3 separate regions of the Mus musculus genome follow, and all the other regions are linked to region 2. The links are chromatin loops, found by intact Hi-C in ENCODE. Cell type or tissue: left cerebral cortex. All regions are shown on one strand.

Region 1 (8,000 bases), 79 kb before region 2:
TGTTGAGGTTTGGTCTTGCTGTCTATCTAAGCTAAGTAAGGGTTCTCAAGACCTAGAGTCTTCACGTAGACCCAAATGATTTCTGATTGGTAAATAAAATGCCAACAGCCAGTGACTGGGCATAACAGATACAGGTGGGGTTTAGGTTTCCCAGGCTTGAGGTTGGAGGAGGAGAAGCACGAGGTGAAGAAGATGGAGGAGGAAGGAGAAACCTCCATGGGTTAAGTGAGTTCAAGAGAATATGGTTCTGAGGGCTGGCCAATCGGAGTTAAGAGCAGCTGAAACATAGTAAGTGATAACTCAGGACTACTGATAGGAAAGTAGACTCTAACAGCACAGAGAGTAGATAACTGCCCAGATCTTGTGTTGAGTAAGGCTTATTGTAAATATAAAGGTTGCATGTGTCTTTTATCCAGGAACTAAATGGTCAAAGGTGGAGTAGAAACCTGGATTGGGATTAAATGATTCCTACAACACCCAGGTTTCAGGAACAGATGGAAAGTCACCAAGCCCTGGCTCCATTAGCCTGTAAAATGAGAATGAAATGCCTAGTTTATAGGGCATTGTTGGGAGGGAGGGATTCTGTTCTGGTGTTAATGTCTCTGAGACCACAGCTGAGAGACTGGGGCAGGGTCTTTAGTTGCTTCCATCCTAGAAGAGGCCATACTGAGCACAGGTCTTCAGAGAAACAGCTTAATTTTCTTTTCTGTTCTGAACAGAAGGGAGAAAATCAGACCAGTAAAATGGACCAGGCTAGGAGAATGTGTGCTTGTCACAGTGGAACAGTAGATCAGACGATGTGCAGATTAACGCTAAATAAATGGATGAAAGAATGGATAAGTAAATAAATAAATAGTTGACAACAAAGTTTATAATCTTTACCTCTACTTTGGGTTGGTACTAAAACTGTGTGTCAGTTGAAAAATGCCCAGTTGGTTTTTAGGAAACCCAAATGGGGCTTATTTGTGTTTGGGGCACAGTTATAGAAAGGAGAATTCAGGAGGATGTGGGTTTCAGGAGCATGATGTGGAAAACTGAAGATGCTCCTCTGATGCTTCTCTGTGGTCCCTATGACAGGGCTGGGGCTACATCTTACATATAATGCTCCATCTCAAGCCAGGGCAGTGCCATCTCATGCCCTAAGGGAAGCCCTCATTGTTTCCAGCTTCTTTATTTTAAGAGATAAACCTGACCGGTAAGAAGAAGGAAGATTAGATCTTGTATAATTACCAGAGTGCCACATATTATAATGGATGTGACACACAAATGGAGAAAATTAGGGATGTCACTTCTTCAGGAACACACAGTGACAAGTTCATATTCCTGGGACACAGATGCAGATGTTCACAACTCCCATGAAGATCACCACTGAGGGTGACACTGCCCAGGGAGTCTGGGTGCATCCTGAGCTGTTCCTTCTGTGGTCCCTGCTCTTTGCTGTTGCTGTCGTTCATGCCATCTTGACCACCAGATTAGTCAAGGTTCTGCTGACTTGCTGTGATCTCGACTCCTATTCTTCAGGTCCAAAATATTCATGCAGAGTCTCATCTTATACTGTGTATTATGAAATTGGGGAAACCCAAGATAGTTTGTATTAGGGGCATTCCTTAGGAGTATTGAGTGCAGGCTTATCAGAATTCTTTCCTGCAATGTACATCTGGAGCATACTGGTCATGAGAACTTTGACAGTTGGGTAGACAACCAGCAGAGTGAGTAGCCAACGAACCATTATCTTTTCTGCAGAGATCATTAGAAACAAGGTGTTGGCTCTTACCTCTACTTAGAGGCATGCCCTTCCCCAGCAGGAGAAGACTGGTGGCCCTTTCAGCATTTTTTTCAGCTCTAAGCAGTCCAGTACTTCTTCCTAAGGTTGTTTCCTCATGTAGTCTTTGGTTCCTATTGGCTGCAGAGCAGCAAACATCTCTATCACGGGACACTTCCTCTTCACTTAACATTTGGGGGTTGCAGCCCTTTGCTGTTCATTGCATGGACAACAGCAATCAGCATGTAGATTGAGTTGCTAAGATAAGAAGTACATTATAGAGCTGAGTTCGCCTCTTCTGGGAAGAAAGTCAGCTTCTCAAAAGAGGGACTGATTGGCTGTCTCTGCCACTGGGGAAGGAAAAGCAGAATGGTTTTTATAAGGAGGAAACCTCCCAGCCCTCTATGCATACGGGAGCAGAAAGGATTGGGGGAAAGGAGGTTAAAGTGGGCTGAGGGATCCATCAGTCTGCATGTGCTGGGGCCTGGTCCTGTCTTCCATGCTAAAGACATTTCATATTACATCCTCTGTTGGTGATTGTGGATGGTCCTTGAATCCACATGCCTTGTATTTCCAAAACCACCTAATTGTTGCTGAGCCTTGTATATCTAAGGCAGATAATGTGCAATGTTAGCCCCTGGGCACTGGGACCCAGGACAGCAAATTCAGATAAAAATAATATTTGGGCAAAGAGTGTAAGAGGTAGGTAACTATGGAAGGTTTCCAATAGACATTTAGGGCTCTGAAAAAGTGAACCGAGACCTCATGAGGTGAAATAGCTCACCAAAGATATTTTTGTTGGTAGATGATCGGGGACAAAACTTTGGCCATCTGACTGTCGAGATGGCTCAGTGGTTAAGAGCACTGACTGCTCTTCCGAAGGTTCTGAGTTCAATTCTTAGCAACCACATGGTGGTTCACAACCACCCGTAATGAGACCTGACGCCCTCTTCTGGTGTGTCTGAAGACAGCTACAGTGTACCGGAGCAAGTGGGGCTGACCAGAGTGAGCAGAGGTCCTAAATTCAATTCCCAACAATCACATGAAGGTTCAGAATCATCTGAACAGCTTCAGTGTACTCATATACATAAAATAAATAAATCAACCTAAAAAAAAAAAAAACTTTGGGCAGCAAAATTTTACTTTTCCTGTTAATGACAGAGTCTTTCCAAAGAGGAAGCTGTGTGGAAGACATGGTTTTGGTAAATGAACACAAATCTTGCATAACAGCCAGTGTCTAAAACCCTTTGCTGGGCATCTTGTGTTTGGTGGATCTATCAGTTATGAACATTCTAGGGTTAGCCCTGAGCTGATAATATAGCTGGGCCTCAGGGCTGTTGTGGTCATGGAGTGCTAAACTTGGAGACATGCCACTTTACTTTTTGGGTCACACCAGCCATTACAGAAGTCAAAGCTCTAAATAAGGGCCAGAGAGAAGTCTCAGCTGGTAAATAAAGGTGCTTAGCATGAAGCCTAATGACCCGAGTTTAAGAAGGTAAGAGCTGATTCTCATAAGTTATCCTCCAACTTCCCCACATGTGTCATGTGCATGCAAACATGAGTGCACATGTGTGCACACACACACTAAATAAAATACAATTTTAAAAAGTTTTTTTTTAAAGCTCTAAATGAAGTAAAAATGTCAAACCAGTCATTTCCTGTTCATTTCCCCAGTTCTTCCTGCACCCAGCCTGGCTCGTGATTTTCCCGGGGATTTTATGGTTCCTTGTGTTTGGACTTTCAGTCATGACTCCTACAGCTGATCTCCAGCATGCTTCCCCCTCCTTCCCATCACTGCCTCCACTGAGAACGCCTCCACTCCACCTGGTACTGCTTTCTGGGCACTGCACAGCTGGTCTTGTCCCATCAGAGGTGTTGATCTGCCCCCATGCTGAAGGATAGTACCAAGAAAGCTCAGTGATACTGGAAACCTTGCTGTTGCCCAGGAGTGGGGCTGACTTCCCCAGCAGACCAGACACTGTCTAGCAGTGTATATCCATCCAATGAAGTTCACTGCCAGGCACTGTGATGCTACATGCTGGACTACCTTGTCTCGTAAAGCAGGGTCTGTGCCCCCCACTGGAACACCCTGTTTGAATGAGGAAACAGGCAGGCAAACAAACAGGTTCCGTGCAGTGTGACAGACCTACATATGATCATAATACATAGGAGTTTTTACAACCAAATGGAAGCACAGCCTCCATTTTTCAGAGGAGGTGATGGCATTGGAAAGGGAACAGCAACGAAACCAGTGAGTAGAGCTGGAGGAAGGGCCCAAAAGAAGGCCACTTCTGCCTGGCAAATGCCAGGGAAAGAGACAGGCACCTACAGGTCAGAGCAGATGGTGGAAAGATCCATCTCTCCTGTGCAAAGGAACTGAGACATGTATCTCCTTGATGAGGTCAGGACTGCCTATGAGCAAGAAGGCATTCAGGCTACAAAGTTCCCCCAAACAAAGCAAAAGAACCTTGAGTGAGGGGCCAATAGGAACTTCCTATCACAATGTCTTATTCCAATGCTATTCCACACATTAGGGAATGACCTCTGATAGCCATACTTCATACCCTTAGATCTGAGAGAGTGAGTTTAACAAGTAAATAGCAAGTGAAAATTAAAGAATAAATAGCAAGAGATAGATGGTAGGTAGATCTTGCTATTTATTCTTTATATATTAAATACTAAATAATACTCTTTAACATGTATAAAATATGTATTTGTATATATATATAGAGAGAGAGGGGGGGAGTGCAAGTGAGCGCCAACCTTCAAGTTGGGTGCTCAAAAATATCTAGCAGAAATGGACTAGGGAAGCCCCAGTGTGTCAATCAGCTGGAGTTCCCAACAGAAAAAGTTGTAGGCAGAGCAGGGTGTCCCTTTGGGTGAGGCTTCAGAGTGAAAGAACAAACGGCAGCAGGAAGGGAACATCATCAAATCGGAGGTGTCCCACTTTCCTTTCTGTCACTGCAGTGAAAAACCCTGACAAACAGCAACTCGGGAAGACAGGGGTCTATTTTAGCTTACAATGCCAGGCTACAGTTCAACATAGTGAGGAAGTCAGGAAGAAACTTATAGCAATTAGTCACATCCACAGTCAAGAGCAAAGAGAGGATGAGTACAAGCATGTGTCCCTGTGCACAGCCCCCTTCTCGAAGGCTCAGGACGCAGCCCAGGAAATGCACGGTGGGTCTTCCCATTTTAATAACCCAACTAAGAAAATCCCTCACAGGCATGTTCACCGGCCAACCCAATCTACACAATCACTGAGCCCCTCTTCCCAAGAGATTCCGGATTGTGTCAAGTTGACAGTTGAAACAATCACAAGAGATTTATGAATCGCCTGTATCAACTGACTAGGGGAGCCCATTAAGGTAGCAAGCTGGAGTTCCCAAAGGAAAGAGTCCCAGGCTAGGCAGAGCGCAGGGTCCCTTTGGATGAAGCTGTCAGGTAAAAGAACAAATAGTTACAGATAGAGATAACACTTTCAAATTATGTGCTCACAACATCCAGGAGAAGTCAACCGGAGAAGTTGAGGCAGTCGGCTTGAGTTCCCAGTGAAGATGAGGCAGTCGGCTGATGTTCCCAATTGAGCTTGGTCTATATGGATGAGTGCCCCATGGCTGAACTTCTGGGGAAATTCTGGCTTCTCTTTCCCACTGTGGGCACTTTTATATCATGGGATAAACAAGAGTAACATCTGTTGAAAATGGTTTACCTTCTAGCTATTTTTAACGAGAGGATGGTTTTCCTCGTGGGCTGTTTTGCCGCTTTTTTCTCTTCCTGCCACAGAGTTGGGTGGAAAACCATTCTCATACAAGGGTCCTTGTAGGAGAGTTTAAGATAAGCATACTTGGGTCTGAAATGGGAAGTTGGGAGTAATTTTGCCTCCAGATTCAGCTTTTTAGTGAGCTCAGAACATATGTGTGTAATGCACACGACAAATACCTACAGCTCTATCATTATACCAAGTGATTTATTCCCCAAACACAAACTCAGCAGCACGAGAAATGTTCCTAGGGTGGGAGTCTCTGCCTCTCTGTCCCCTGAACCTGTTTCTGGAAGGATAAGGGAAGTCCAGTTTCATCTTTCCATCACCCCAGGCAACTTGGCTTTTCATAGGCAGAACTTGCTACAGCTCTTCAGTTTACTTGGTTACGGTTTATATTGTACACAGGTAAGTCCCTACTGTGTGGTTTAGTTTTCTCGTCTTGGAAACTGTAAGAAACGTGCTTGAGTTTCCTTTTTACAAATCTTGGGAAGGGCAAAGACTCAGATTCTGGCTAGGTACTCAGTGAGACCAAAGTGGTGTCCCCATCTTTGTTTGTTGGCACTCCCATTTGAACACAGCCTGAGCACAGCCTTTGCTTCCCTGGGGCCATCATAAGGCCATTATGAAGAGCTCCGACTCCACTCCCTGAACTCCTGGGCACGAGAACTGCTTGCTTAGGTGATGCCTGAGATGGTATGAATGCACACGAGAACTGCTTGCTTAGGTGATGCCTGAGATGGTATGAATGCACGCGCGCGTGTGTGTGTGTGTGTGTGTGTGTGTGTGTGCATGTGTGTGTGTGTGCATGTGTGTGTGTGTTCATGTGTTCATGTGTGTGCATGGGATGCATGCACAACAAGAGTGTGGAGGTCAGAGCATGACCTCTGGTTTCAGTCTTTAAGTGCCTTCTACCTTTTACTTGAGACCAGTTTTGTCATTGGTTGTAACTTATGTTGGTCAGGCTAGCTATGAATTTCTGGGAACTTGCCAGTCTCCACCTCCCATCTTGGTGCTGTTAGTATTGTAGGCACACACCACTGAGCCTGGGTTTTAAATTTCCTTAATTAAATTAATTCCTTGGCAACTTTATGCATGTATATAATGTATTCTGATTAATCTCTTCCCCAGCCCTCTCCCATTTCCCTGTCCTTCCTGTCATATGCCTTTCTTCCCACAAGTTCCTCCCTTGGATTCATGACTTTTGGTTTGGTTTCTGTGACCCACTTAGTCTAACTAACTACAGCCGTCTGTGTGACCAAAGGATTAGACTTTCCTTTGGAGCCTGGTGGGGTCACCAGTAGGAGTGAAGGCAATAACTTCATGTCCTCTACAATTTATCAGTGACCCTCCTCCATGTGTGCATGGCTAATGGCCAGCTCATTCTTGTGTACAACCAACATAGGCATCCACAGCTGGTATGATAAGATTACTCCCTGCCCAGACGATGGCATTTCACAGCCCTTCTTCCTATCTTCTAGCTCTTACATTCTTTTTGCCCTCTTTTGAAATGTTCCATAAACCTCAAAAGTGACAGTATAAATGTCCTACTTAGGGCTGAACATTAACCACCAGTATTCTCAGCACCCTGCCATGAATTTCCCTGTCCTCTAGAGATATTTCTCTTCATAAGGTCAGGAGCAGAATTTATCTTTGAGAATTCACATAAATATTTAGAAGGCAGTTTGATACTCTGTCAGTTTAGTTAAACAATAGTATTTGGTTAGAGCTCACGACTTCCTCCAAACCAAAACCTCCAAGCTTTTGATGTGGGTTTTAAGGATCTGCACTAGGGTTTCTACCTTTGCCAGGCAAGTGCTTTATTAAGCCAGCCTCTGAACCTCAACACTTGGAGATTTTATCTCTCCCCAAAATCCATTTTGCTTGGCTTCTTCTAACTGTAATGGAAATACATTTAATCAGAGGAGTGCTGAGTCAGTGGGGGAGGGGATGAACAGCACATGTTACCATGGCATCTGGAGTGGCCATGTCCTCCTTGCGATGCAGAAGGACCTTTTGTTCATTCCATCATTTTTCAGTCGGCATGTACTACTTATATTTTAGTCACTAAGAAATGCAGTTTTTACTTATATTGTAAGTCTTTCAGGAGAAGAGTAGATTGACACACAGTACGTTTCTAATAAATAATTGGGTTTTCAATGGTTGATAATTATAATTCCAACTTCTAACCCTTACCCTAACCCTAACCCTAACCCTAGCCCTAACCCTAACCCTAACCCTAACCCTAACCCTAACCCTAACCCTAACCCTAACCCTAACCCTAACTCTAACCCTAACCTGTAATCCCAGGATTCAGTCGGCAGAGATAGGAGGATTGCTGCAAACTGGAGGGCAGCCTGCTTTCCATAACTAATTCCACATCAGCCAGTACCACATAGTGAGACCTTGTCTCAAAAGACCAAAGAAACAGCAGGGCAGGAGTGGTAGACACTTTTAATCATAGCACTCAGGAAA
Region 2 (8,000 bases):
TCTTCAGAGACTGGGGTACTTTCCTATGTTCTGGCTATCTTCATGTAGGTGGTTCATAAACCATGTTTGGAGACACAGCATCAAGGAGTGGAAGGGGAGATGATCATGAAGCAGGAGTGCAAGCTGCAGGCAAAGGTTGCTAAGAAGGAAGGGTACATGGTGATGTATTCTGTATGTATCCTATATGTGGGGGGAAGAAAAGGATTCTCAGAAGAAAAAGCCTGTCTAAGCTATGAATGAAGAGGGAAGGACAGCATGACAATTCTGAAGCCTAGGCTGGTCTGAAGGTTAATGGAAAGTTCTCCTGCCCATTATTTCTGGCCTCCTTTGGTTTTCTGGAGGCTCCTTAAGACTCCATTCCTTTGAGTCTTGTGTCTTCCTTAAGATGTAGGGGGTCCTGACTATTGGAGAGCAGTGTGAGAGGAGCTGTAACAGGAGCAAGCGCCACGTCGTATGGTTGGTGCCTTCACTGCTCTGCTAATGCTGACAGATTCACAGGCATCACCACTAAATGCCTGAGATGGCTTTGCCAGCTTGAGAAGTGCAAGAAAAGAACTCTGTGCTAATGGATTCATCATCAGGGAGGGGAGGGAAGAGGAGGGGCAGCCTGGGGAAGGGGAAGGTTGCCAGGGATTTTGAAGAGTAAAGCCTGTGAGGGGATATAAGAAGTGGGGGGGGGGCAGTGTAGCATCCACCCTCCTTGTCCTGTGTCCCAGCCACCTTATGATGAGAGGTGTGTCATCTAAGGAGATGGAGTTTGCCCTTGTGTACAGCATATGTGGTTGTCTTCTGAGAATTAGGCAACCTCCTTCAGGAACCTGTAGGTCACACTGGAATGAATGAGCTTTGGAACCAAGAACAGAGTCCAGAGCTTCCATTTCTTTCATGAAATTAGCAAAATTATTCCTGGGCTCCATGCCCTGATCTTCGGAGCATTAGAGACACCTCCTCCAGTTCTTTGAAGCCTCTTGACTATCCTTCTGAGAGCTGTCCTGGGACATTGTGTTCTAAGTAATAGTGTTGGAAAGTATGGTGACTGGGCATGCATAGGTAAAAGGAGACCATTGAGGTAATGATTATAATTAGGAGGGGGATTTTAAGGTGACTTGAAAATTCTCTTTTTAATAAAAAAAAAGTTTGCCCTCTTGGCAGGTAATGGGTTAACTAAAGAGGCAGGAGCTGCACAGGATTCATGAGCCCCCTTTGTCCTATCCTCTACCTACTTCTCTCTTCTTGGTGTGATGTGCCTGTCACAGATGGTCCTCATCTTCATCTGGTTTCCTGCATTCTGTGTGGTTCTCACTATTTATGCAGTTACTCATCCATGAGCCAGGCTGGGATGCATAACAACCTATCTTCACATTTGTAGAATGCTTTGCAGTCTTCAAAGAACTTCTATACCCATGATGTCATTCAGTGCACATGGCATGCCATCAAGGAGTTAAAGCAGTGTCATCTTTAAGAACACGGATTCTGTCAGTGGCTGTGTGGGCTCATCTCTGACCACGTGTCTGATTACGGACAGGTGCTTTCATGCAAAGTAGGGAGAATAATAGGTCATTTCTCTTAGTACCATAGGGATTCAAAGACTCATTTTTTTTGTGTGTGAAGTATTTATGAATAGCCTACCATGTGGAAACCTCAACTCCAGCAAGTGCTATTACTGTGACTAATTGGGTCTTTAAAGGGGAAACTGAGGCTCAGATGAGGAAGGTGATTTTCCTGGATCACAGAGGTTAGCAACGTTCGTGTGAGAAGCCAGGTCTCATGGCTTACATCCCTGAAATGTAAAATGCTGTGTCACCAAATTATCCAGTGTGCTTTGCACAGACTGTTTCCCTTGTGGTCCGGGAGTGGATGGTGATAGAAATCTGAGGTGTTGCCACCCCTATGGAGAGCTCAGGCATGACTCTGGTACTTGTGACTCACAACAGCCGTGGGAGGTATATGCTTTTGTGGCTTGTTTAGAAGCCTCCCTAATCAAAGGGGCTGGATTGGTTCTGACTGTACACACCCTGGATCTGCAGTAAGGGATTCAGACTCTACTTATGAGGAAATGCCAGGGGCTCTCCTGTCTCTGATGTAGAGGTCCTGGCCACTGTGCTGAGGAACCTGGAAGTACTAGGAGACAGGACACATAGAAGACTGTCCCTTTCTGCCCTTTCCCTCTTTCCTCAGACCAGGAGTCTTTCTGTTTGTACATCTTTCTCATGTCTCATTACGATGCTGCACAAAACAGGAGGGTCTCTTCTCTCTCAATTTCTCCAGGGTGTGAGGGCATGGGAATTTACAGATACAGCACCAAATGTGTGAGAGTACACACCTGTGTGTGCACATGGAGAGCAGTGCATGCCTCTACAGCAATTCTATGTATTCCTATGGTTCTCTCTGAGGCCGTATATATGTGTGAAAGTGTGTGGGCGAGCAGGTCTGTATGTGGCAGTGCGGCACCTGTCTGTGTGGGTGTTGTGATCGTGTGTGTGTGTGTGTGTGTGTGTGTGTGTGTGTGTTCCTGGAGTGTGTGGGCTGGGGTTTATGTTGGTAGAGGCTAACAATTGTGGTCTGTGCTGTGCTGATGGTGTGACCATGAGAGTGTTAGCTTGCTTGGTTTCATCTTATGTAGCATCACCTGCTGAAGTGTGTCCATGCCCCACCCCCATCCTTAAGCTTTCACACACCTACGTTGCCCACACCCACTGACACATACATGACTGTCTAGCATCATAGCACAGCACTCAAAAGTGTTCATGAAGAGTTAACATGTGTGCACATGTGTCCAGTTCCAACTGCTCACACAGAAGTGGCTCTCCTGATCCCTTTTTCTGGGCTGGTTTGGTTTTGGGTTTGTTTGTTAGTTTGCGTCCTCTCTCTTCCTCCTGGGAGTGGTCATCCTTGTCTTGAATGCCTGGCAAATTCATTTTCGGAGCTTGGCCCTGGCACAGTAAAGAGGGTTTTTCCCCTCTGGGCATGACCAAGTTTCCTTCTAGAAATGTAATTTGTCCTCATTAATCCCACTCCTGGTTCTAAGAGGCTCCTAATGGCGCCACCTACTGGTGGCTGTTCCCTAGACTCTGTAGCTAGGGAACATGGGTACCCTCTACACTATAATTAAGATGAAGTACAGGTAGGCCATCCTAGATGTTGTGTACTATGCGACCATGAAAAAGCTGTATCCTTGGGAAAAGGCACGAATGGCAAGAGTGTTCTAGGGACACCCATGCTGGGAATTCTGCTGCGGCTGACCACAGACAACCCACATGCTGTGGTTCAGTGTGTGTTAAGCTTATGCTTCCAGAAGGAGTGTCACACCTGCCCACAGAGCAGAGTGGGTGGGCTTTGTAGTTATGCACATGCGGTGATTGGAGGGATTCTGGGTACCAATCTATGTGCAGAATGTCCTGCACCAATACATGGTGCACCAATGCATTTGCTCTGTCACACTTACCTATGTATGTCCTCTGCACTAGTGTTTGTGTGGCTGTTGCTTTGTATGTTGATGTGGAGACATGGGTTTGGGTTGTATTAATATCATATAATAAGAGCTTGGCATTTCTGTTTATGCCAAACCTTTCATGCTAGAACACAAGCCCCTAGAGTGCCACCATTTTCTCCTGCAGTCTAGACTTCTTGTTTCCCTGCCTTTATCATTGATTCCTCTTCTCTCCCTCTTCCCTTCGTGCTCTTTTAAAAATGTCCATCTCTTATGTAGTGGGGGTTTCAACTATGTACAGAGGTTTCCTAACTGCTGTCATCTCTGGGTCCAAGGACAGTTGAACTAGGCCCTGATGTCTTGCCTGTCTGTCAGTAACGGATTGTCTGCTTGGACGATGGATGAGATGCCCCACCACAAAACCCACCATGGGTTTTGTAGAACTCGTTCTACAAAAAGCCTCCAGAAGTGACAGCAGCCTCGGGCAGAGAGAGGCCCCTTCTCCCCACGGTAACGGTGCAACCCGCTTCCCTAGTGTTGGAATGTCTCAGAGTCTGCTTGATGCCCCTCGATTAACCTTGGGAAGTTGCCAGGCAAGCAGTGCTCGTGGCAGCCTGCCCCTCTGTCCTTTTAACTTCACATTCCTCCTTCTATGAGCTCATTGTGCTAGGTTTCCCATGAAACTCTCTTTTCAGAGCCTCAAATGGCCTCCCCTCAATCTCCTACTAGGCAGCTGTGCCCACACAAGTCTACAGGCTTTCCCTTTTATAACTTGATTTCCTAGAAAGGGATAGAGTTTCTCTGTCTGTCTCTGTCTTCATCTCTCTCTCTCTCTCTCTCTCTCTCTCTCTCTCTCTCTCTCTCAATCTCTCTCTCTCTCCTCCCTCCCTCCCTCCCTCCCTCCCTTCCACCCACCCTCCCTCCCTCCCTCCCTCCCTCCCTCTGTATATACAGGCATCTACCTTCTGATCCCTCAGGAATCAGGGCTCTGGATAAAATTCTTTCCTTTTTCCAAATATACTGCACCACTATTTATTTTTCCCTTCACCCCAGTCCCAGGAATATGCCTCATACACACCAGTGTGTCTATAGCTAGGCTTTCATGGGTCCAGCAAACTGTCTCCTATGCGATGAGTCTGCACTCTCCTGTTGTCCCTTATTCCTAATTACCCAGAATAGATATTGCCTGTAGGCAAGCTTTGGGATTTAGCACTATCCTCTGACTTTCAACAGGAGCTGCAACAGTTACATTCCATGGAGCACTGGAGCCCACGCTATGTCCCCTTTCCAAAGAATCTGATAGACCTTGGGAACATAGCAGTCCTTGAACTCTGAAATTGGACTGGCTTTCTGTTAATGGCTGAATTTGCACTGTGTTTCTGAGAAGCCCTATTGCTATTAACTGCAAGTTGTGTGAGGAGAGGGACCACGTGGAGGCATGGTACACCACAGGTGCTCCGTGTTTTCTTGGTGTGCAAGCTGCTGACTGGGCATTGCAAGTTCCAATTTGATGGTGACTGAATGATTGGTCACTGACAGAATTCTCAGCGTGACTTTGGGAGGCTAAAAGTCTTATTTAAGGATATATACTTGATGGGTGAGGCAGGGATGAGACTCAGGGTAGACAAATCTGAGGCCAGCAATCTCTCCCTAGACCTCATTTGCCTTGTGTCCAAGCACCATGGAAACTTGTTGCTGTGGTATGTTTTGTCCTGGATGTTTGCCAAGATTAAATCGGGCTCTGTCTCTAGGTTTCACTGACTCTGCAGCCCAGTAAGGGAAGGACAGAGCGGGAGAGAAGGAAGGGACTGAAAAGAGGGGAAGCACAACAGGAGAGAGAGAGAGAGAGAGAGAGAGAGAGAGAGAGAGAGAGAGAGAGAGAGAGAGAGAGAAGGAGCAGGCAGGAGGACACTGAGGGAAGGGTTGGCAAAAAGGCACGGGGTGGGGGGAGCAGGGGGAAGAGGGGCTGCTGCTTCCCTCTGCCCTCTGACTCCTGTCTGGTGCCCAGCCCCTCCCTTCCTGTCTCCAGCACCTGGTAGAGCTCTGCTCATGCCAAGGCTCTGGGGAGGGGAGGCAATGATATAAAGATGCATTGCATCTACTGGCACTCCCACACAAGGCCCTTTTGTGTGGAGTTGAGAGCTAAGCGTGGAGGGGTCCGGGAATGAGAGGTCTGGGGTCGAATGGGTGCCAAAAATAGACCCCTGCAAACTCTCCAGCTGTGGCTTCAGGGCCTTTTCTCCCCCTCCCCCCAACCCCCAGCTCATCCATCTGTGGGTCCACAGCAGAATCACAGACTCCTCCTCACACCATTGCAGGGGCCTCTTTGACTCCCAGCCTCTGTGCCTTTGGTTTCATTGGAACCAAAAGTGACGCTGTCTTCTGTGTCCCTGCAGAGGACCAGATCTTATTTGTCATCTCTATTAACCTCTACTTGTCCATATTCTTCTCATTTGCCTATTCTTTGATCTCACCCTCCCCAGCTGGCCAGGTTCATCATTGCCTCAACACATGCTCTATTCTTTACATGGAGGCTTCTTTGTGTTATAACTGGCTAGACAGGTCAATGTGTTATTATCTCTACAGATTCACTTGCCATGAACACTTACTGACTGTCCACTCTGAGGTGGACAGTAAGGATGCTCACCATATAAGCTCTTGCCCTCTGCAGGCCATAGACCCCACAGCTCACTCCCTGGTAGACTTTTCTTCCTCTTTCTCTCTTTACTGAAGACTGAGCTCAGACCTCAGCCACCTGTACTGCCATGTTCTTGGAGCTCTATGGCTGTTTGAACTTGAGCACTGTTGTGTGGATGTGGCTTGTTTTTGAAAGGATCATGTGTTGAAGCCTGGCTACTACTGGGCAGTGTTGAGAGCTGGCGGAACCTTTAAGGTAACACACACGTGAGAGGAGCCAGATTACTGCATGAGCTGACCTTGGAAAGGACAAAGGTAATTCTTGTAGGACCCTGGGCTCTCATGGTAGGGAATTGTGACAGGGATCCCAAACTTTGACTTGCTCCCTGGCCTCATGTCTTGCAATGTGACCTTTCACTTCTACTATGACACTATCTAGATCTTCACCAAAAAAAGGCACTGGGATTTTAGATTTATATCTCTAAATCGGAGCTAAACAAACCTCATTTTTAAACAAATGTATTATTATTATGTTTATTTATGTGGATGTGTGTGTGCAAGCCATGTGTATGCCTGTGCCAGAAGACAATTTGAAGAGTGTCAGATTCTCTGGAGCTGGAGTTACAGGTGTCTGTGAGCCATCTGACATAGGTGCTCCAGTTTGGTCTCTAGAAGAGCAATAAGAGCTGTTAACTACAGAACCATGTCTCTGGCCCCCAAACCTCTCATAGCAGGTGAGCTTGAACCGGGGGGGGGGGGGGGTAAAAGTGCTTGCCAACAAGCTGATGACCCGAGTTCAAGTGCCAGACTCCATGGTGGTGGGAGAGAATTGATTCTTGAAGATTGTCCACTATTCTTTACACATATGTGGTGGCCTGTGTGCTCATACTCACACACACCGCACTATGCGCTCTACCCAATAATGATAATGAATAATATAAAGCAAAACCATTACCCACATTTGAATATTCTGTTATAGGAACCAAAATGGACCAGTCCACTATCTTTCTTGTGGTGTTGCGTTGAGAGATACACGTAAGAATTGTTCACATGGTCAGACTCTAGTGTCTGAATGCCAAATGGTTTGCCATTGCTGTGTCCTCCTTATTGTCTAGCACAGTGCTGATTGGAGATTAGTGTTCAGGGTCTACTTGGCCACTGGGAAGATATTTCTGCTCATGCGTCCTTAGCCCAAGTCCTTGTTCTCTCTATTGCTGGCACTAACCATGACCTGATGACTTTGTTTGCTTTTCTAATCCTGGGCATCTAGAAACTTTTTGTTGGTTTCATGGTACCAAATGCATGCAAGTCCATGACCCAATGCACTACTGGGGAAACTTGTTTGTTATGTTTGAATCCCTCTTCTTGTAATCCTTTAGGGGGAAAACTCCAGATCCTGTTTGCTTCCTGTATAGTATCACAGGAGAATGGGATTGGGTTACTGGGGATGCTATGGAGGAGGAACTGCCTGTAACGATGCTCATGTCCTCTCCTTCTACTGTCCCTCCTATGGTTGGAAGAATGATGACTTAAATGAAAGGGGGTAATCCAAACCCACAACATGTTATAGCCACAGCGTGAGCATTCCAGTAGACGCCATATTTTTAGCTGTCTTTTAGACTTCTACATATTATGGTGTAGAAATAGCCCACCTGTGCCAGCAACTTACCACAGAATCCTTTAGCCTTGAGCAGGCACAGAACACCTAGGTGTACAGACTCATCCCTGGGGGCCAAGAATTCTTGAACATACTTCCCATACTGTAGCCTTTGGCAAAATAAGAAATTATTGAGGTGTGATGGTGACATATTTCGGGGGACAGTTCACAGAGAAGGCTATCACCCAGATCCTGAGTTCTGTGGAACAAACATCATGCAGAGCAGCAAGCCTCCTTTTTGTGTTCCTGAATGAAGCCAGAAAAATATGGCATGTG
Region 3 (8,000 bases), 97 kb before region 2:
CATGGCTCTCTTCTGTCCCAGAAGGGGGCACTTTCTACCCCAGGATAAGCCTCTCTCTAGTTTGCCTCCTGTCCCCCGCTTATTAAGCCCCAGTGGCTTAGCAGCTGAGCTGCAGAGGATGCAAAGTGGGGAGGGAAGGGAGGGACAAGCAGAATTTATCCAGAGGGCTAACAGCCTGCACAGAGGTCTAGTGTGGTCCTAGCCCGTTTTAGAGCTCTTTTGCCAATGTGCAGACTCCAAGATGCTGAATTTTGCAGGCCTGTTCTGTTTGGGGTATTGGGTTCTAGCACAAGCTGAGCACATCTGTGCCATCTCCTAGGGGTTCTTCCTCTGCCTCTGCAGCAATAGCATGAATGCTGGACTTGGTTGTGGGTGCACTGCCTTGAGTTTTTCCATAGTGGTAAATAAGTCTTTGACAGTAGGTGAACAACCCTGAGACATAATATTCAATTACAAAATGATTGTTGAAAATATTTGTCATAGGTCCCCAAATGATGGTAGTTCTAGTGACTCTTGTACTCCAAGCAGTGGCCAAGGGAAGGGAAACACTAGGCAGATTAATCAATCCATCAATTTTTGTATTTGCACACATGATGGCTAGGTATTGGCCTAGGCTTAAGCTACCTTGGTAGGCAAGTCAACAGACAAGAACCCTATTCTTGAAGAACTTACATTCTAAAGTGAATGTATGCAAAAAAAACATATTCCCATAAAAAAAAAAGTTCAACCCTGAATGTTTCTAGATGCCTAGTTATTGATTGCTAAGATCAGGTTTCTCTGGAGCCTATCTTCCTGATGCTGTGAGGCAGCAGTTCTCAGCCTTGTTCAGGTAGCATATTGCTTTATAAATCAGTTAAAACTGTGAACCCCTCTCGGAAAACACATGGAGAGACCACACACTTGGAGACCTGCAGACAGTTGGAGGGGCTCTGCGTTCCTTTGCTGCAGAGTGGGAGGCTCTGCTCGGCCCTGCTCTGGTGCGTAATATATACTGCAGTTCCCAGCAAGAGCTGCGCAGCTGAATTTTAATCACAGCCATCTCCCAATGCAGATCAGGAGAATCTGGCTACTGCTGAACCATTGGAAACATTTCTAAATGCTACCAAATGGCAGACAAGAACTACAAAACTCCTGCACAGCTATAGTCATATGACCCCAAGTGACCTCTGGGACAGTCGCCAATTCTTTTCCCTTCATCAGAGGTCTCAATACTCTTACATTCTTATTGGAAAGGGGTGCTGGGGTCTCTTTCAGCTCTTCTGTACCCTTAGGCTCTGCCATGTGATCATATAGGTTTGTCCTAGAATGTGAAGGGGAGAAATTGAGCCCAATCGCAGATGTCCTTTGGCACGGGAAGAACCACCCCTCCTGTCCTGGAGAGAAGTCCCAGGTGCCCTCAGTGGCCACACTGTCTGTTCCTTGTGCACTCCTACCCTCTACTCTCTTTGTCATGGCTCCATCCTGCAGCTGCAGTGGAGGCACTGACTGCAGAGGCTGCCACTAGACTCAAGGAGTGAGCCATCCATCCCGTGATTAAAGCCAACATTGTCTTAGCTTTGGCACAGGTTGTTGACTTATAAGTTTCACTCCACAGGGAAAGGCTCAACACAGCTCAAACAGCTGAGGATGGAGGGCAGTGGGGCTGTCCTGTGGTGACAGAGGATAGCCTTCCCTGGCAGCTGGCCAGGTATGTGGGAATGCAGGAGTATCTACTTTCTCGAGACTCATGGCCCTGTGTGGAGTGAGCCACAGGGCTCTGATGAGAGCTGAGCTACCATTTCCCTTATTGAGGCACCACCTGAGAATCAGAGGAAGGCTAAGGTAGCCTGTCTGCTCCATAGTAACTGGATGCTTCTTCAGGGCTTTCACAGATATGGGTAGGGAGACTTTCTCCCATCATCCTCAGTACCAGACTTGGGGCCCAGCCATGGCTTCAATACACAAGTGAGGGCATAGGAGTTGTAAGTCTAAGAAACCCCAATATGGGGTTTCTGGCACCAAGGGGTTCAAGCCAGACAATCCAGGGGCCAAACAAGACCTGCTAAGGCTTCATCTCTCTTAGAGACTTTCTCCCCCCTCCCCCAGCATCTTCCCTGCCTCCAGGCTAGAATTGAAATGTTTTTAGCCACAATCATCTGTCTAGAACCAAGGCTTCTCCTCTGCTCTGCAGAATTGGGAGGGGGAGGGGAGTGAAGGAGGGGCCACAAAGGGGCAGAAGCTCTGCCAGATCTCCTGGGCTTGAATGCTCTTACGGGTGTATCCATAGATTATAAAACGTATGACGAAATCTCTGAGAACGTCACCGTAACGAGAGAAGCACAGGTGACTCTTCGGGAGGCCTAAGAAATAAACCCCTATGACTGGTGCTCTGCGGTGATCCCAAACACAAACCTGTGTTCATATCCATATTCTTGAACCTGTCTGTAAAAAACTCTCCCCTATGGTAGGTAACCCTGACAAATATTCATGGGCCGCGCTCACATCTCTACACAGTCATGTCCTTCCCTTTCTATCTTACATGCACATGCCAATGATACATGTCTTATAAAGTAGTTTTACCAAATTCATGTGTAACACCTTCCGGGACATCCCTATAAATAGTCGTAATATAGGTGTGCATGTAACACACATGCATACCCCAGTTGGCAGAAGCAGCACCTTCAGACAGTCTGAGATCACAGCGGACCACGCCCTTTCCAGACCACGCCCACTAGGAAGGCCACACCCCTCAATCTCTCTAAACCCTGCTGCCATCAGGGCCCACTTGTCAGGTGTTAGCCCACTTTATCACACAATTGTCCCACTTTCTTTTCTCATTCCTTCTTCAAGCATCGGTCTGTGGGTGGAAGCGTCTGTTCCCAGTCATCTTGTCATGTCTCTTCATTTTGAGCTAAGAATACGAAACAGAGACATGATTATATATTAGGTGTCCAGGCACCTGAGCTCTCAGCTGATTCATAATAAGCTATTTTGCTCACTTATTTTTGTATGATTTCACAAAACTTGCGAAGATTTTCATATCTGCTCAAATCCTTCCTCAGTTTACCCACTCATAAGAATTAGATCAAATTACTATTTTACTCAGGTCGAATTATTTTGTCTTCATAATGGCAGTATTATGGGACTTAAATCTGATGTAAAAGAAAGCAGCTTTGAGTAATACACACGCACGCACACACACACACACACACACACACATATATGACCAGTAGGACAATTTGAACTATAAAGTTCAGGGACATTTTCCTAGTAGGCTAGAGGTCTGGGGTCCAGGGCTCAATGAATCAAAGTAGAAAATTCATTCCCAGGTCCTTTTTTCTACCTCCCCCCCCCCCCCCACCATACATAGTATGACTTCAGATCTAGTATTTAGGCTAAGTAAGAATGCCCTGGAGTTGATCTGAGAATCTGCACTGGGGCATATAAGCTTGGCTCTAGACTGCTGCCTAGGGCTTACACCTGGGAAAGTTCCTTTCTGCTCTTGGGCTCTGGGACTATACCAAGCAGCTGAGTGCCTACAAACAAGAGACCCTGCAGTGTGGTGTTTCCCAGGACAGGCTAGGATGAGCATCTGTGCTACCCTGGGCAGGTCTAGTGTTGCTGAAGGCAATCCCCTAGTATCTTGCTAAATCAGGCTTAGGGAAACATAGTTTTGCCCATTCCAGGCATCCTAAAGCTCCAAGCACAGCGGCTAGTTTGGGTGAGGGGAGGAGGCGGGGAAGCAGAGAGCTGGAGCCAATGCTAGCTTTGGAGAGAAGCCAGCAGCTTGCGCAGGGCTGACTTGTGTCTGGCCCGACCTTGTAAGAGGTGAAGGCACAATGCTTAAGAGTGTGATTGGCTTTAGGACTTAGAGCAGGCTTATATTCAGCTCAGAACCTTTATTCCTTTAGCTCAGCACTGTCAGATCCACAGTGCTGTTTGTCTGATTCAGTCACTCCTCCCTTGGGACAGTTCTTAAAGAAATTCCCGTACTTGGGACACCCGGTACTTGGCAGCACACTGAGCACATGCAGTGGGAGGAGAGTAAGGCTGGCCTCACAAGAAACCTCAGGGCTTCCCCCAAATGAATATGGGAACAGTGAAGAACGAGTGAAGAAGACTCAGGTAAAGAAAGCCCTTTTCTGTAGAGATCTGGCTTTCTGCAAGGGTGATTCTAGGTGGCCCTCCTCCCAGGAGCGCTGCGGCAGCATCCGGTTTCTGGCAAGGTTGGCCAGGAAAGCTGGCCAAGAGGGTGGGGGTTGCGAGAAGCTGACTGGGTTGGAGGTGGAGCCTGCAAACTCCGCAAGGCAGCAGCCTGGCTCCACCCCTCTCCTGCCTGAAGCTCAAAGGGATGACATCACCCAGACTGAGGGCTCTAGCCTTGAAGGGCTTCATCAGCATCAGCGGGAAGCTGGCACCTGCAGGGCTGAAGGACTTCCTGAGCAGACACACCACAATTCTCTGCTTTTCTCGTGGATCATTTCAGACTTCATGGGTCTATGCTCTGGGGTCTTGGAGATGGCACCTGGCTATCCAAGCCTGGGGCAGTTTCCTCCGCCCAGATTGATCCATGGCAACAGGCCTAAGCACTCCTCCCCACCGTGCCAAGTGCTTCTTTCTCTTGCCAGCAAGCTGCTGTTCCATTTTTCTGAGATTCCACGGAGAAGGATTAGATCACGAATTCTGACCATGCAACATTTAGCCACAGAAAAAGCTGGTGTCCCTCTCCCTGCGGGCCCGTGTCCCCTCCCCCACCCCAAACTCTACTGGGTGCTTGTGTTGCCTGCTTGCAAAGCATATGCTTGGCTGGTTGCTTGGTGTCTGCTGTTTATCCGTCTCTTCCTACTTAACTTCTGTTTCTTCTTGGCCCATCTGGCTCCCTGGTACCTGTCTTTCACTCATACTGTGGCTGCACTGGATACTACATCCTAAGCCCTATCTGTCCCTCTGCCACCTTCCCTCCCAGAGCCTGGAGACTCTTGTCTACTTTGGGGTCACGTCTGAGAGAGAACCTCTGACCTTAGGTTTAGGACCACAGAGAGACTGACACATACACAGCAGAGAAGCCTGGTGTGTGAGTGACTGCAGGATTATCTCAAAGATCTCTGGGAGGGGATGAGGTGTGTCGGGAAGGAAGCATCATGAGAGTTACTTAGGTCTCAATAGAATGCTAGATCTTGAAGGATCCCTCCCTCTCTAGCTATTCTGAGCTCCCTTCCTATTAGAGGAAATCTTGGGGCAGGCGGGGGTGGGGTGGGGTGGAGGGATTGTCATCCACACCAAAACCCATTGATGTTTTCTACCCACTGGAGGGGGCTTGCACATAGCAGCCGTCTGTGCAGAATGAAGCCAGGGAAATCCAAACTTTTTTTGACCTAGGTTCAGTTCAACTTCTTTTTGCTCAGAAGAGGTTGTGGCCGTCTCTGGGCTTCATGGCAGGTCAGCCCTGGGAGAGAGGACTTCTGAGAAGACAGCTTAACAGCCCCGACTCCCGTCCTCGCCAGCAGTTCTGCAGGATGATCTCCCCACAGCTTTCTTGGCGCCAGCTCTTCACTGTGGGCTCACAGAGTCATTTGTCCTCTCCACAGTCCTCTCACCACAGTATACACCCTTGTGGTAGCTCACACTCACCCCTCCAACACAGCCCACTTCCTTCCTGGTGTGTCACGGGGTTGCTGTTCATGACTTTCCTGGGATTCAAGAGGCCTGGGGGATGGGGGGTGGGGGGAAGGAATGAAGATGGAATAGGTGGGTGGGGCCTAAGAGAGGATGGCAGAGGAGAGATGGAGCCCCCCCCCCCCCCCCCCCCCCCCGGCCAAGAGGGGCAAGGCTTGTCATCTGCCTCTCTAGACCCAGACTGCACCTCCAGGCTGAGGCTGGCTGCCCAGGAGGCTGCACTGGGCCTAGAGTCAACAAGGAGGCACACACTCAGGGACCACCAGCTGCTGCTCCTGTGGAAGCATCTGCTTCTCTCGGAAATCCATAGGGCTTGGCTGCCAGGCCTCACTGCGTGCCCACTCGGTGGCTCTGTTCTCTGTCTCTCTTGTTCCATCTGCCTGCTCTACCGGCTGCCTGGCTCAACTCCTCTTAGCCTCCTTATTGCTCTACCAGAATGCTCTCCCTTCATCCTTCTCCACGTCTCTGCCCCACCACATCTATGCACCAAGTATTAGAGCTTGGGTTTTGTCTTTGTCTTTATCCATCACTTGTTTCTTTCCAGTTTCTCCCATATTCGTATTCATACATATTCTCACCCTCCCCCCCTCTCTCTGTTTCCCCCTTATGCATATTCAGTGCTTCTTTGAAACGTCACTTCAATTATTCTACCTGTGAGAAGCCTAGATCGGCTTCATCGATCAAACGTCTTGGCCTCTAACTCTAGGAGCCTGTGTTAGACCACAGTCTAGACTGACTTAATGTTTGGAAGCCTACCTATGCTCTCTGAGAGCCATCAAGGCCCAGACTGTTCTGCAAAGATCCTTCCTCTGATGTGGACACAGCAGCCTGTCCATTGTGTTGGGCGATCGACTGTGAGGATCACAGGAAAGCCTGTCCACCTTGAGCAGGTGATGCTACGCGGATCACCTGCCCTTAAAGGCACCGGAGGAGTGCAGGCCTGTGAAGGAATCCAAGAGTAAGACTTTGTCATTTGGTGTTTTGATTGTCCATTTGTGTGCGCTCCGTCATCCCTGACAGCTCCCGCAGGAGGTTCATAAAATAAGAAAAGGTGGTTTCTCATGGTAAGTCCCTTAGCCAGTGTTTCCAGCACTGGAGCGACTGATCTAGAATCAGAATCTTGGTTTCTAGGCTCTCTGACTATGAGAAGCAATTGAATAGAGTTTAGACTCAGAAGGTTTTGAGTTTAGACTCAAGGTTGAGAGGGATAATAAACCAAGCAGATCTAGGCACAGCCCCCCCCCACCCCCCAACCCCCAGGAAAAGAGGCAACAATGGAGAAAGGTAGAGAGAAGAAGGGAGAAGGGAAGATTAAATAGGACAAGAGGGATGGAGCAGAAGGGGAGTTATAAATGGCAGACTCCTCACCTCCTGCTTGTGTATACCAGCTATGACCATGGCAGTAGCTGGGATGGGGCCGTTAAGCCTTCTTTTCCTCACACAGTATCTGATGTCATTCCTCCAGTCCCTGTAGCTTCTCGGTTTCTCTTCTTAGCATCCTGGACCCTTCTTCCTGCCTTATGTTTTGTTTCCCATCCTGATCCTCAGTCTCGTCCTGTGTTTGCTCCATGCACTTGATGTCCTGCTCCCTCTAATCTTCCCATCCCTGCACTTTCTTACTCCCAGTGTGCTTCCCCCTTAGCCAAATTCCCCAGCATTGCTTTCTCCAGAGGAGCCAGGGTTGGTCCAAGGAGGTCAGAAGGTGGCCAGGGGTAAACGACATGTCTTGCATCAGGGATGTTTTGTGCTTTCCTTCACCTCCCAATGACTCAAAGTCTCCAGCAGCCCTGTGCACCTCTCCTTCAGAAACACAAGCGATTGTAGGCTCACATCCATGACAGGATTGCCTTCTAGTGGCATAAACTCACTTGATTCCTTTCTGGGATCCTTTGCCAGCAATGAGCTGACGGCAGACTCCTCACCTCCCGCTTGTGTATACCAGCTATGACCATGGCAGCAGCCTGGAAGAGCCCTAACCCCTCCCCCATGCATACCTGCTTCCCCTAACCTAAGGCCACTAGCTGGTCACTCCTGAGATGCTTCTGGTTGTGAATCAGCTTGGCTTTTCTTCCATAACCTGGACTGTTGAGTTTTCACATGAACTTCTTAAGCCAACCTCTTAATTTTCTGAAATTTCATTTTTCCTTTCTGTCCAGAAAAATAAAAATTAGATTTAATCAAATTCTTCTTCTAAAAAGATTACTTTAAGCTGGGCAGTGGTGGTACATGTCTTTAATTCCAGCTCTGCGGAGGCAGAGATGGGCAGATGTCTGAGTTCCAGGCCAGCCTCATCTACAGAGTGAGTTCCAGGAATACATAGTGAAACTCTGTTTCTTAAAACAAAC

Evidence for each region. Hi-C counts contacts between places; a loop is a spot of excess contacts. Peaks named below come from ENCODE experiments on the same cell type or tissue, not always from the same donor. Only the 100,000 strongest peaks of a DNase experiment are listed, where the experiment ranks them.
Region 1: a loop joins it to region 2, with 8 times the contacts of the local background. A loop is called at or near these places in 7 of 42 quality-filtered maps.
Region 3: it touches region 2 in a loop (5-fold over the local background); 9 of 42 quality-filtered maps call a loop at or near these places.

The regions. Positions count from the first base shown.
Region 1 is chr9:27,205,456-27,213,455 of GRCm38, forward strand. No RefSeq gene overlaps it. Among named protein-coding and RNA genes, the nearest start is that of Jam3, 54 kb to the left of the region's middle. In left cerebral cortex, no CTCF peak of the experiment used is centred here; a DNase peak (open chromatin) is centred at 3,581; H3K27ac peaks cover 838 bases.
Region 2 is chr9:27,284,585-27,292,584 of GRCm38, forward strand. No RefSeq gene overlaps it. Among named protein-coding and RNA genes, the nearest start is that of Igsf9b, 11 kb to the right of the region's middle. In left cerebral cortex, a CTCF peak has its summit at 3,051 (motif pointing left); DNase peaks (open chromatin) are centred at 1,324, 1,931, 2,473, 3,069 and 3 more places; H3K27ac peaks cover 482 bases.
Region 3 is chr9:27,187,893-27,195,892 of GRCm38, forward strand. No RefSeq gene overlaps it. Among named protein-coding and RNA genes, the nearest start is that of Jam3, 36 kb to the left of the region's middle. In left cerebral cortex, no CTCF peak of the experiment used is centred here; DNase peaks (open chromatin) are centred at 1,010, 1,602, 2,822, 3,770 and 4 more places; H3K4me3 peaks cover 932 bases; H3K27ac peaks cover 5,413 bases.